Linked DNA regions of Homo sapiens: region 1 is linked to region 2. A link is a contact called in ENCODE Hi-C or POLR2A ChIA-PET data. All regions are on one chromosome and are shown on one strand. Each heading gives the region's core, a stretch centred on a gene start or an enhancer-like site at or near the end of the contact. The rest is flanking DNA. Distances are from core to core; before and after follow the strand shown. Region 1 overlaps SCAMP2 (secretory carrier membrane protein 2). Region 2 holds the start of CLK3-AS1 (CLK3 antisense RNA 1).

What was found. A loop is a pair of places that touch in the nucleus more often than their neighbours do. ChIA-PET counts read pairs that join two places held with the same protein, here RNA polymerase II (POLR2A). Pooled maps may share reads with other maps.
Region 1: a loop to region 2 is called in a pooled map, with 11 times the contacts of the local background. The contact joins the enhancer-like site here to the promoter of CLK3-AS1 in region 2. A Hi-C loop is called at or near these places in 4 of 168 maps with a recorded cell type or tissue (B cell, CD8-positive, alpha-beta T cell, heart left ventricle and 1 more), 1 of 37 single-sample maps with no recorded cell type and 14 of 50 pooled maps. POLR2A ChIA-PET finds 5 or more read pairs at or near these places in 9 of 52 experiments (CD4-positive, alpha-beta memory T cell, CD8-positive, alpha-beta memory T cell, GM10248 and 6 more).

What each region holds. Positions count from the first base shown.
Region 1 is chr15:74,854,511-74,861,100 of GRCh38, reverse strand. It overlaps SCAMP2 (secretory carrier membrane protein 2), which reads left to right. Exons shown (of 9, transcript NM_005697.5): 2 at 6,452-6,520. Among named protein-coding and RNA genes, the nearest start is that of ULK3, 15 kb to the right of the region's middle. RefSeq lists enhancers at 2,999-3,068, 3,299-3,348, 3,699-3,758, 3,789-3,898, 4,645-4,714 and 1 more. Within about 2 kb of position 3,945, at least 10 of the 41 ENCODE cell types and tissues checked have a DNase peak (open chromatin) inside an H3K27ac peak, as active enhancers do; they include B cell, CD8-positive, alpha-beta T cell and OCI-LY7, where a contact is called at or near this core.
Region 2 is chr15:74,612,564-74,619,202 of GRCh38, reverse strand. CLK3-AS1 (CLK3 antisense RNA 1) reads left to right here and starts at 3,411. Exons shown (of 9, transcript XR_007064715.1): 1 at 3,411-6,639. It overlaps CLK3 (CDC like kinase 3), which reads right to left and starts at 3,367. Exons shown (of 13, transcript NM_001130028.2): 1 at 3,305-3,367; 2 at 1-6. The coding sequence starts at 6. RefSeq lists enhancers at 2,002-2,612, 2,613-3,224 and silencers at 3,313-3,852, 4,273-4,592.

The DNA of each region.
Region 1 (6,590 bases), core at 2,696-5,195, 240 kb before region 2:
TGGGTTCAAGTGATTCTCCTGCTGCAGCCTCCTGAGTAGCTGGGATTACAGGCACCCGCCACCATGCCTGGCTAATTTTTGTACTTTTAGGAGAGATGGGGTTTCACCTTGTTAGCCAGACTGGTCTTACACTCCTGACCTCAGGTGATCTACCCGCCTCAGCCTCCCAAAGTGCTGGGATTACAGGCATGAGCCACCGTGCCTGGCCAGAATTTATTTATTATTATTATTATTGTTTATTTTTTTGAGACAGAGTCTTGCTCTGCTGCCCAGGCTGCAGTGCAGTGCTGCGCAGTGATCTTGGCTTACTGCAGCCTCCTCCTGGGTTCAAGTGATTCTCCTGCCTCAGCTTCCCAAGTAGCTGGGACTACAGGCATGCACCACCACGCCTGGCTTTTTTTTTTTTTTTTTTTTTAAATGGAGTCTTCCTCTGTATCCCAGGCTGGAGGGCAATGGCACAATCTTGGCTCACTGCAACCTCCGCCTCCCAGTTCAAGCGATTCTCCTGCCTCAGCCTTCCAAGTAGCTGGGATTACAGGCGCCTGCCACCACGCCCAGCTAATTTTGTATTTTTAGTAGATATGGGGTTTTGCCATCTTGGCCAGGCTGGTCTCAAACTCCTGACCTCAGGTGACCCACCTGCCTCAGCTTCCCAAAGTGCTGGGATTACAGGCGTGAGCCATCACGCCTGGCCAATTTTTGTATTTTTAATAGAGATGGGGTTTCACCATGTTGGCCATGTTGGCTGGTCTAGAACTCCTGGTCTCAGGTGATCCTCCTGCCTTGGCCTCCCAAAGTGCTGGGATTACAGGTGTGAGCCACCAGACCCGGCCAATTTTTGTATTTTTAATAGACATGGGGTTTTACCATGTTGGCCATATTGGCTGGTCTGAAACTCCTGTTCTCAGGTGATCCGCCTGCCTTGGCCTCCCAAAGTGCAGGGATTACAGGCCTGAGCCACCGCGCCAGGCCTAAACTTATTTTTTATTTTTACTATGAAAAAAAAGAGACAGGGTCTCGCTATGTTGCCCAGGCTGATCTCAAACTGGATTTAAGCAACCCTCTCACCTCAGCCTCCCAAAGTGCTGGATTATAAGCTTGAGCCACCGTGCCCGGCTGGCCCTGAATTTTTTTTAGTCCGTGAGATAAGATATTTATTTAATGTGTTTATTTGGAGCCTGAAATAAACCTCACACTGGGAGCCTGGGTGGAATACAGGAAGGGAAGGCAAGGAAAAGTCACAGAGAGCTCAGACAGCCAGCACCTGTGAAACGCATGGTATGAGGTTTCCAAACCAGTGACAAGTGTGGTTTTCAATTAGCCGGGCGTGGTGGTATGTGCCTGTAATCCTAGCTACTCAGGAGGCTGAGGCACGAGAATCGCTTCAACCTGGGAGGTGGAGATTGTAGTGAGCAGAGATTGCGCCACTGCACTCCAGCCTGGGCAACAGAGCGAGACTCCATCTCAAAAAAAAAAAAAAAAAAGTGTGGTTTTCATGGCCGTTCCTGGGAGAGCTGCAGCCTAACTCTGCCTGCCTCTCTTCCCTCACTGCCTTTACCCCCCAGCTATGTGGAAGTGCCCCCCTGCCTTGCAGTGGTGGGGGGCCTTACTGATCTGGGCCTTTGCTGTCTGTCTTCCTTCTACAACCTGGCCTTTCTTGAAGCCCACCGAGGTGTCTCCCCTTCTTCCTGTTTTTTGCTCTGCACCTTGCCGTGGTCCCCAGCACCCCTTCAGGGGGTGCCCACTTGTCTCAGATACCAGATTGTGGACTCCAGAAGGGTGAGAGCTGTGTCTTATGCATTGTGGTATGTTCCTCACACTGTAGCTGGTTGCTGAATGAAAAGAACTGAGGTTAAGAGCCTTTTATTTGTTACAAATTCAGTAAAGGGCAATAGCCACTCTGAGTGGCACTGCAGGGGAGTTTTAGGTTATTCCTCCTTGTAGGTGAAACTTAGCCCTCACCATCCTACTTGACCCATTTAAAAGCCAGTTAGGACCGGGCATGGTGGCTCACGCCTGAATCCCACCACTTTCGGAGGCTGAGGTGGGCGGATCACAAGGTCAGGAAATCAAGACCATCCTGGCTAACACAGTGAAACCTATCTCTACTAAAAATACAAAAAAAGTAGCCGGGCGTGGTGGCAGGTGCCTGTAGTCCCAGCTACTGGGGAGGCTGAGGCAGGAGAATGGTGTGAACCCGGGAGAGCTTGCAGTGAGCTGAGATCGCGCCACTGCACTCCAGCCTGGGTAACAGAGCAAGACTCCGTCTCAAAAAAAAAAAAAAAAAAAAAAAAGAACCAGCTCTTTGAAGGAAAGAAGGAAGCAAGGAAACAAGCAGAAGCCCTTGTCAGTGTCCTCCTGGAGTGGGGCTCATTCATCCTGCCACATATTCACTGAGCGCCTTCAATTTGTCAGGCTCCGTACCAGGCTTCGAGATGCTTTGCCCCACTCAGCTTTACCATCTTGTGTCCCTGGAGACAGACTTGGATTGAAAATCTGGCTGAGCCACTACCCCTGAGATCTTAAGACAAGCTACTTCCCCTCTCTGAGCTTGAGCTTTTCCAGCTGCAAAATATAAATATTCCTTCCTCATAAGGCTGTTGTGAGGGTTAAATGAGGAGCTGTATTGTAGCTTTTCTCAGCCAGGGTCCCGAGCTGAGCCACAGAACAGAGAAGCTGATTGGAGTGACTCTCTCAGCTCTCTCAAGTATGGAGTATAACTAGTACCACCCTAGGTACCAGGAGAGCAGTAAAGTCATTATAAATAGTGGATTAGGGGGTCATAAGTCTTTTGAAGAACCAGGTCAAGGAAGGCCAGTAAAACCCTCTTTTCTGACAACTCGACACAGTGGCTAGTTCTGGGGTGACTAGAATTTCACAGTAGCATCATTGTGTGGTGAGTTTGGCACACCGTAGACACTAAGTAAATGTCAGCTTCCTTCCCCAGTCCCTCCTCCTCCCTCCCTTTCTTGCCAGGGCTCAGCTTGTCTTGAAGCCACGCACATCTTTCAGAAAGAGCCTAGGTTTTCTTAGATGGGAAAATATCCACTTGTCTCAGCGTTTTAGGTTGCTCTTCCTAGGCAACGTGCTTCCAGGCCCTTGGGCTACTGCTGTGATGCAGGTGCCTCCTGTTTGCTATGCCCTGGCACTTGGGCAGTGCTTTCTAAAAAGAGGGAGGCCCTACAGCGTGCTGCGTGTCTTCTCAAACCGCTGAGCTGCTGTGCTGCCATAGGCCCTTCACCAAGCACCAAGGAACTAGAATATGAACCAGACACAGATGCACATGGCTGCAGGGAGCTTCTAACTTAATCATGGAGATCAGATTTGTTTATGAGGAGCCCGGTGAGGAGTCCAAGGCCATGTCTTTAAGATTTTAGGAAAAAGGGAGGGATCAGAGTGGACAGGGCAGTCACCCTATGATCCCCATCACAGTCCCCTTCTGTCTGCCATTCATAAAGGAAATGGCATCTCTTTGTGGGCCTGGAGATCACCTATTAAACATGTGCACCTTGGCCAGATGTCTGTTTGCCATTACCTGAAACTGCTACCAGAGTGGCCCCTCTTCCTCTGTCCTCTGGTGACTCAGACTCGAGGAGCCACTTCTGTGGATGGTAGATCCGATTTCAGTGACTTCAGCGGTGGCTAGGTGTCTGCTGAGTCTGAGAGGGGAACAGATACCAAGCCCCAAATCTTCCTTGCAGGAAGCCAGATGATTCTGGTAGTAAACCACTGGTCATTCAGGCATGAAATAACCTCAAGGCCAATTCTTCAGCAACACAGAGCCTCCTGAACTTCACCTTGTCACTTTGTCCAAGTTGCAGGAGCCATCAGGGCAGAGGTGGTGTTCAGCAGGAAGAACATAGCCACAGTCTGTCGCAGAGGAGGTTGGAAGGGGTGGAGGCTGTAGTATGAGGCCCGTCCAGACACAGTGAGTTCTGGCTGTATGCCTGGAGGCAGTCAGACATTCATACCCTCTATGAACTGGTGGCTCAGGTGGGAAGATAAGAGATAAGAGGAAGTATCTGTGATAAAACCAGAGAACATATTCAATGCTGACCCTCAGCTCTATAAATATTCAGAGTAAGGAGAGAGCTCCCATTTTGGGTCCTAGGATCATGGTGAATATCAGTTTCTACATCTGTAAACTGAGGGGGTCACTCTGTGGCTATGTCTAATATTAGCATTGTATTTAACAATTGGATCTGGACAGGGCAAGGTGGCTCACATTTGTAATCCTAGTGCTTTGGGAGCCCAGGGTGGGAGGACCACTTGAGCTTAGGACTTCAAAACCAGCCTGGGCAACAAAGCAAGACCCCATCTCTACAAAAAAACTTTAAAAATCAGCCAGGCCTGGTGGCTCATGTGTGTAGTCCTGGTTACTCCGGAGGCTGAGGTGGGAGGAATGCTTGAGCCCAGGAGTTTGAGGCTACCATGAGCTATGATTGCACCACTGTACTCCAGCCTGGGCAACAGAGTGAGACCCTGTCTCTAAAAAAGAAAAAGGAAAAAAAAAAAAAAGAACTGGAGGCCAGGTGCAGTGGCTCACATCTGTAATCCCAGTACTTTGGGAGGCTGAGGTGAGCGGATCACCTGAGGCCAGGAGTTCAAGACCAGCTTGCCCAACATGGTGAAACCCCATCTCTACTAAAAATATAAAAATTAGCTAGGTGTGGTGGCAGGCGCCTGTAATCCCAGCTACTCAGGAGGCTGAGGCACGAGAATAGCTTGAGCCCAGAAGGCGGAGGCTGCAGTGAGTGGAGATCATGCCACTGCACTTCAGCCTGGGTGACAGAGCGTGACTCTGTCTTAAAAAAAAAAAAAAAAAAAAAAAAAAAAGAACTGGCTCTGCAGAGGCTTCCAGTGGAGGTGAGGCTGGGCCTGAAGTTTGGGAGCATCTGGTTTAATAATTAGGGGTGTGGGGTGAGGTGTGGAACCCAAGCGGTGTCTCCACAGGCAGGAACAGCCCTGAATTTGGCCACCCTCAGGGCTGTTCCTCATGGAGCCCAGGCATGGCTGTGAAGCTGGACCTGAGCCCTGCATCTGTTACTAGGAAGGGGAGGGTGTGGAGGAGCTCTTCTTGGGGCAGGGCAGGGTGAAGACAACTGTTCCAGGCCAGCAGGGGCACAGTAAAGAGGATGGCAGAGCCCCATGCAGAGATCAGATGGGAAAGGGAGACAAGGTTGTGTTCTGAGGACATTCTTGGATTTTATGAAAAGACTTTAAAAAACCCCCGAAACCCAGAAACATTTTCTTGAATTTTCACCTCAGCTCATCATATCTCTGCTCTTAGCAAGTGTGCCCGATTTAATAAAATCAGTACTGGCAGCCAGCAGCATGTTTTTGTTCTAGAAACTTAGACTACTTTTTTTTTTTTTTTTTTTTTTGAGATGGAGTTTTGCTCTTGTTGCCCAGGCTGGAGAGCAATGGCACAATCTGGGCTCACTGCAACCTCTGCCTCCCGGGTTCAAGTGATTCTCCTGCCTCAGTCTCCGGAGTAGCTGGGATTACAGGCATGCGCCACCACACCTGGCTAATTTTATATTTTTAGTAGAGACGGGGTTTCTCCATGTTGGTCAGGCTGGTCTTGAGCTCCCGACCTCAGGTGATCCACCCGCCTCAGCCTCCCAAAGTGCTGGGATTACAGGCATGAGCTACTGCACCCGGCTACCTTAGACTGTCTTTTACAAAATAAGAGGAATGGCCAGGCATGGTGGCTCACGCCTGTAATCCCAGCACTTCGGGAGGCCGAGACAGGCAGATCACGAGGTCAAGAGATTGAGACCATCCTGGCCAACATGGTGAAACCCTGTCTCTACTAAAAATACAAAAATTAGCCGGGTATGGTGGCGGCCGCCTGTAGTCCCAGCTACTCAGGAGGCTGAGGCAGGAGAATCGCTTCAACCCAGGAGGCGAAGGTTGCAGTGAGCCAAGATTGCGCCACTGCACTCCAGCCTGGGTGACAGAGCAAGACTCTGTCTCGAAAAAATAAAAAAATATAAAAAAAGAGGAATAAATGAATAATAAGTAAAACAGTACAGAAAGGTTATAAAGTCAATAGTAAGTCTCTACCCTCACCACCCCATTCACTTGCCCCTCAGCACCCCACCCCTCAAAAAAAAAAAAAAACCCACTCCCTAGAGGTAAATACTATGAACCATTTTGAATCTGTATAGGGCACCAACAGGAGCCTGTGTGGTGTGTACTCTCAAGCTTCTGGGTAAAGCTTGCTCTGGGTCTCTTCTGGGCTGAACCTTTTCCAGGAAGGGGGAAGGGAGAAGGGACCGCAGCTGTGGTGTGGCAGAGGCAGGCACAGGACCCTTCCAGAGAGGCTTCTCAGGGTCCCGGGAGGGTGATCAGCTGCCCTGCTTCAGTCAGGCGTCACCGGCTCGCCTGCCGGCCCCTGGCCCGGATTTTCTCCACTGTGTCTAAGGGCTTTTTTTCACCTTCTCAGGATCCCTCTGTGACCCAGCTGACCAACGCCCCGCAGGGCGGCCTGGCGGAATTCAACCCCTTCTCAGAGGTTGGTGAGCAGGCCCTCTTTCCAAGTCCCATGGCCCTCTAGGGTGGTGCTGGGGTGTCCGGGGCAGGGA
Region 2 (6,639 bases), core at 2,162-4,661:
ATGCATCTAGGCCACGAGGAACAGAGAGCCCTGCTAAACACACAGCCAGCCACCTCCAGCCATGGGGCTGCTGGGGCTTCCCGGTTGCTCCTGAAGAGGCCCATTGTTCTGTTTGAAGGCGGCCCCTCCCAGAGGTTTATGAAGTGAAGAAGAACTCTGAGGTCACACTGGTCAAACAGCAGACAATAGGAAACAACTTTCTCTGCCAGTGAACAAACAAACAGCTCCCAGCAGAGCATCACTAGCCTGGTGGCCTGGGTGCTCAGGGAACTGGGTGAGCCAGGGCCAGGGGCTGAGGCAGTAACCCTGGGTGGGGACGGTGAACACTACCACAGGGAGATCAAAGGCAGGAGAAAGGGGAGCCTCCTGCACTCTATTCCCTCCCGCCCGGGGGGGCGGTCCCGTGAAGTGAATGCTCTGTAAAGCCAAAGGCCAGGCAAAGGGCTGTACACAGGAGGCGAGGGCTCAAAGCCCTCAAGTTTGAGAAGCTGAACGCTGTCTGGCTAGGGCCCTGAACTGGACCCCACTCAAGGGAGTAAGGACCACAAGTGAGCATGAGGAGCCACAAGAGACTAGAAGAGCAGCCCTTGGAGAAAGAGGCACACAGGCCTCACAAACATTCCATAGCCCTCCTGAGGGTCAACCCAAGGGGACGTGGACCCAGCGCATCTAACTTTCTTTCCAGAGGCCCATTTAGCACCCTTTTAGACCCCCACAGTGCCCTGCCAGGTGCCTTGCCTTTATCCAACAGTACCGTTACTGTCCCTTCTTCTAGCTCTCTGGCTCTAGTATCCTACCCTCCGCCTATCCCAGGATAGCCAGAGGGTTAGCCATCTGGCAGGTAAAAGAGCCCCACCTCACTATCCCTGTTCAGTGAGGACTTATATCCACCAAATGAAATTGCCAGGCTGGATCTGCCACCAGCGGAGAAAGCTGGCCATGTGAGGCCAGCAACCTGCTCCACCCATACGTCAATCCCTGACTGCCTCCATGGAGCCAGCCTTCTTCCCAACACTCACACTTGGCCACAGCCAACCTCCAGTCATGGTCAGTCCTGAGCTTGCCTGGCCAAGCACATTTTGTACAAACCCACTGAGGCTGCCCCATCTCACCAGCAGGGTCTGTCAGGAGAAAAGCAGCATAGAACAGCTCCCCATGCTTGAGCAGGACAGTGAGGCCTATGTGACCAAACCCCTGGGAGCCTCTCCGTGTCCCTAAGAAAGCCCTCCATCTCCCCACTAACTTGTCTTCCCCCGTGTACCTGGGAAGTCTTTGGAGATAAATATTTTGTGAAATCACCTCCCCAAAAGCTTAGATTTGTTGTTTTGGTAATCAGCTGACTAATATTTCACTGTTTTCCTGCAATTACTCTGGGTCAGGTGCCCAAGCTATGGAATGAAAGCAGGAACTCACACCCCACTAATTGACCCAGAAGATGCTCTATTGGCCAGGGCACATGTCGTGCCACAAGGCAAGTATGGTCCTGCCCATCCTCACTGGGCAGACAAACACCAGAGCTGGAGGACACAGTCACAGTCACACCACGCCAAAGACTACCTCCTGGGACCTAGAAGATTCTTATGTCCATACATATTCACATCAATGGAAAACAAAATTTCAGAGTCATATAGATGTCAATCTGAATCATGGCTTGCCACTTCTAGCTGTGTGCCTTTGAACAAATTATTACACTACTCTGACCGTCAGCTTCATCTTGCAACAAGGGAATAGTAATCTCTTACAAGGTTCTGTGAGGATTAAATATCTCTCTCCTATAAGTGAAATGCCTAGCACAGCTTTGTGCCCACAGAGGTACTAGTGGCAGCTTTTCATGAACATCTGAAAGTTCCAGGTAACACTTCAGGGCTGTGTTAAATGCCTTACAGACATTTTATAAGTCCCTTCCAAGGAAACTGGGAGGCAAGAGCTCTGGCAGAAAACTAAACTAAATCCTAGTGCTGTCACATACCAGCCTCATGACCTTAGACAAGTCACTCTAGGCCTTGGTTAGCATGCCTGGAAAATGGAGATAACATCTCTCAGCCTGGCAAAAGAGATGACAAGCATGAGAGTTATAAGGTACCACACACAAAGCAATAACAGAGAAGAGTATCCTTCCTTTAACACATTCTAGGCAAGTAAAATATTGGAAATAGCAGATATCATCCTCCCAGCCAGGGCTCTAGGGCCCATTTCTCAATTATCTCTGATTCTCGAAAACCTCAGCAAACAGCTTGTTTAAAAAGCAGCTAAAGGCCACAATTATGCTTTGGGAAGCTCTGCTCTGCACAATGAGGAAAAAGGTGATATGAAGAAAACCAAGCCAAGGATGTCAACTTTGAGCACAGGCCTTGTCGGCTTCTCATTTGCTGTTCCTGGCCAGAGAACTGGGCTGACTAGAAGTGCAGCCAGCCAGGTCAGCGGCTGCCCTCCCGGATTCCAGCCACCCCAGCACCCATGGTTATTTTTGGCTGGACTGCCCTACCACTGCAACCTCAAACCTGCCACCTCGCAAGCCTCCACCACCAACGGTGAAACGCTCCTCCTTTTCAAGGGCATCAAGAAGGGAAGCTGGAAGGCCGCCAACTCCGCCTCTGATGGGGGCCTGGTTCAGGCAATTTCCACCCCAGCTCCACATCAGGGCACCCACACCCGGAACTAAAGCTAGAGACTCCCGGGCGGGACGGAGGAGCAGCCAGGGGATTTGAACTGTCAGCTTGGCCTAGCCCATCCTCCGGGCTGGAGTGGCTCTACCACCACAACAAAACACACAGGGGAGCCTGCGCCCTCGTTCGCGTCCCTTCCTGCCGCCCCAGGTCCCAGGGGGTCTCAGAGTCCCATCCCCTGTAACCGCCACCAGTGGCGCCGAGGGGAGACCCGGGGACAGAGGGAAAGCCGGACTGGGCCAGAATCAAACTCCAGGCCGCCAAGGGAGGAGTCATCTGCGGACTAAGCCTGAAGCCAGGGGTAGGGGAGGGGTCTGAAGGGCTTCTCTGGCTCTTCTACGTCGGACCCCGACCCCATTCCGCGGGCAGGCACAGAGCCCAAACTGGACCCTTGAGCGGCCCCAGAGGCCGTTCAGGCTCCGCCTTCAACACCGTGGGGTCGAGGTCAGGGTCTGCAGTGACCGCCCTCCGGGGCAGAAGCAGCGGGTCAGGGGTGAGAGGTCGCGGCCCGATATGGGCCGAAGAGGAGAAAGAAAGGGAGTAGGCCGAGACCGAATGGCACCAGCGCGCCTGCCCCGCCGACTCACCCCCGGCCGCCGCCGCCGCTGTCGCCGCCGCGGACCCCAGCCCACACTTACCGTCTCCCAGGCTCCGGCTGCAGCTAGGCCCCACTCCCCGCTCCGAGCGCCTCTTCCGCTTCCGGCTGCGACCTCCGCCCGTGGCAGCCCCGCCCCCTCGCGTGACGCAGCCGTCGCCAGCCTCGGCTCGACCCGGCTCGGAGGCCTGGCCGCTCTAGCCCCCGACTCGAAGGCTCCGGGGCACCAGCCCTCTCCGCTCCGGCGGGCGCCGCGGCCTAGGAGACTAGTTCCGGGAGGGCCGAGGGGACGAGCCTGGCCCGGCCCGCCTCCCGCCGTGTCGCGGCGCACGTAGGTCCCCCGACCTGACAGGTGCGCGGCCCGGGCCGGCTGGGCTCTCAGAGCCGAGAGGTGGGGCCCCGACCTGGCCGTGGGGCTGGGCCCGCTCCGTCGCCCCGACCCCGCGTGGTCCGCCAACTCCCTCCTGCGCGCGGAGAGGACGGGCATTGTTCTCGGGGCCCCGGAGAGCGCGAGAGCGGCCTGAGGTCTGTGTGCCGGAGCTCGGGAAGGCGGACGCGACTCCGCTTGCGCGAAACGAGCGAACGACACATTATTATCTTGGTGTGTGCGGGTTTTTTGAAAGCCGTGGTGGCGCTCCCAGCTCGCCAGTGCGTGCGGGGCAGTTTCTGGGAAGATACCCTAGAGCTACTCTGGCGGGGCCGGAGTCTGGAGGGAGGAGATCCCCTCTCCTTGAGCCCCCTCCTGTGGAGCGGCTTCCTGCCGGCCTGCGTGGCCTCTCAGTTAAGACTCCCCCGCTAGACAAAAGCCCCGCCGGCTGCGTCTCTGGGCCACTGGACAGCCCCCTTTTGCAGAGGCCTCGAGCGTGGGGTCACCAAAATCCCTGACACCTACTGTCCCGCGCCGGGTCGGACAGGATTACGAGGCCCCACTTTCCAGATGAGAAAACTGAGGTGGGGATCTTTTGAGACCTCACTGTGAGCGTGCGCGTCCCGCCCGGTCTGGGAGTGGCGTCCCCGGCCTCGCGAGCGTCGCGCAGTGAAGCGACAGGGCGTGGCGCCTAATTGTCCCCACGCCACGCGAGGGCTAGAAACCCGCAGTCGGGGCGGACCATCCCTCCAGGCACCGCCCCCTCCTTGGGACCGCTCCGCGGGGGCGCCAAGGGTTTCCCCAGCACCGCCCCGGCGGCCGCCAGCCAGCCGCGGCCCCGCCCATGCCCCTCCCCGCGGGTCTGGGCCCGCCCCTGAAGCGGGGAGGTGTCGCAGGGGAGCCCCCCGCTTCCGAGCTGCGGCTGCGCATCAAGTCCTTCGCCAGCGGCTCTCCCTGAAACGGGGGGTTTCAAGGCGTGATTTGTAGGGGTGTTTAGTATCCCCTAAATCTCTGCCAGCTCCACCATGGCTATCCGAAGTAAACAACAGAAGCTAATTCAAAACTGGGTCCCCTTCCAAAAAATTACAAAAATTAGCCGGACTGGGTGGCGCATGCCTGTAGTTCCAGCTCCTTGCAGGGGACTGAGGCAGGAGGATCGCTTGATCCCAGGAGGTTGAGATTGCAGTGAGCTATGATCACACCACTGCACTCCAGCCTGGTCGACAGAAGGAGACCCTGTCTCAAAAAATAAACAAAAAATCGGCCAAGCGCGGTGGTTCACCCCTCTAATCCCAGTACTTTGGGAGGCTGAGGTGGATGATCACCTGAGGTCAGGAATTCGAGACCAGTCTGGCCAACATGGCGAAACCCCGTCTCTACTAAAAATACAAAAATTAGCTAGACGTGGTGGCACGCGCCTGTAGTCCCAGATGCTCGGGAGGCTGAGGTGGGAGAATCACTTAAACCCGGGAGGCAGAGATTGCAGTGAGCCGAGATCGCGCCACTTCACTGCAGCCTGCGCAAGAGAGCAAAACTCCGTCTCAAAAAAGAAAGTTAGGAGCCGCTTCAGTGTACAGTGGGTGACCCAGATTGGCTGCTGAGGTCCTGCCCCCTAAGGTCCTATCTCAAAAGCTGAAGATTTTGAAAAATCCCAGGCCATCTGAGATGCCATTCCTGCCTGGTACCCATGGCCTCGACCACACTAGCCAGGTTCCATCTCGGGGTTTCATCAGCTCAGATGAGGTGGAGTAGGAGGCCTCTCTGGTGTCTCCTCCTCCCACCACTTAGTGTTGCCTGAGTTTCCATGGCTCCAGGATACTAGCCCTGAGGGATGGATGTTCTCAGAGAAGCTTCTGTCCCCGGGATGGATGTTCTCAGAGAAGCTTCTGTCCCCAGCCCTGCCCTGAGCTATAGGCTCTGATGGGGTAAGTTAGTCACCTTCCCACAAAACTGCCCACCACTGAGAATCCAGGAGTCCCTACCTCCCAGCCACGAAGCAACTCTCTTTTTCTGAGGTGGAACAGAAGCCATCTCCCAGCTGTCTCCCTCTCCACACTTTGCAGCCTGGAGGCCATCCTGCCTGAGATTCTACCCTTAGAGCTTCATTCTTTTGTGACTTTCACACCTTTCAGAAACTTGGAGAAAGATCTGCCCCCAGGTGAGGTTTGGGTAACTCCTCCACTCCCATCCCCACCTCAGAGGAGGCTTGCTCCACCTCCACTGCCCCTCAGGCCCAAGCTCCTGTCTGGGTCCTCAGCCTCTGTGGAGTTGAGGTCTGTAGCATATCTCAAGGGCACTGGGGAGGTGCCGCTGCCCTGCATCCTCCCAAACCCCACAGCTCCTCTCACCCCTTTTGGTCTCCCTTTTGCCCCCCACCTCCACTTCCACCAAGCTTAGGGCTCAGTTCACTGCCCGCCAGGCCCAGCTGCTCTGATGCCCTCCTTGTTCTATTGTCCTTACTGTCTCCTCTGTCTGCCTCATCTGACTTTGCCTTCTCTGGAGGCAGTTAATTCACCTCTGAGCCTTGGCCCCAGGGTCACCTCCCTGGAAAGCCTTCCTGGGGCTGCCCTGGCCTGCCCCCCTGCTCAGGACAATCTGGCCTGCATGTGCACTCCATTCTGTGGACCATGAGCCCCTCCCGGACCAAGCTGGGCACAGCTCAGCTTCTCACTAAGGGCAGGGGGCTGCCATGGAAAGCCTGTCACTTCTAACTGGCAAGACAGAGCACCCAGGTAGAGTGGCATTGTGGGAGCTGTACCCAGTATGGGAGGTGGGGGCAGCGGCCAGTCCTCATGGTCTGTCTTAGAGAAGCCTTGTGTGGCAGTGACATTTTGGAGGGGAGACAATTTTGGAGGGGGCTGCAGGAGCCTGGGCCTGGAGTAAGGGGAGAGGAGAGTCAAGCTGTCCAGTGGGGAGAAGGCCTGGTGGGCGATGGTGCCATCCTGAGTGGAGAAGGCCTGGGAATGTGAGGAGTGGGGAGGTCAGGGTGGGGGTGGTAGAGGTGCTAGGTG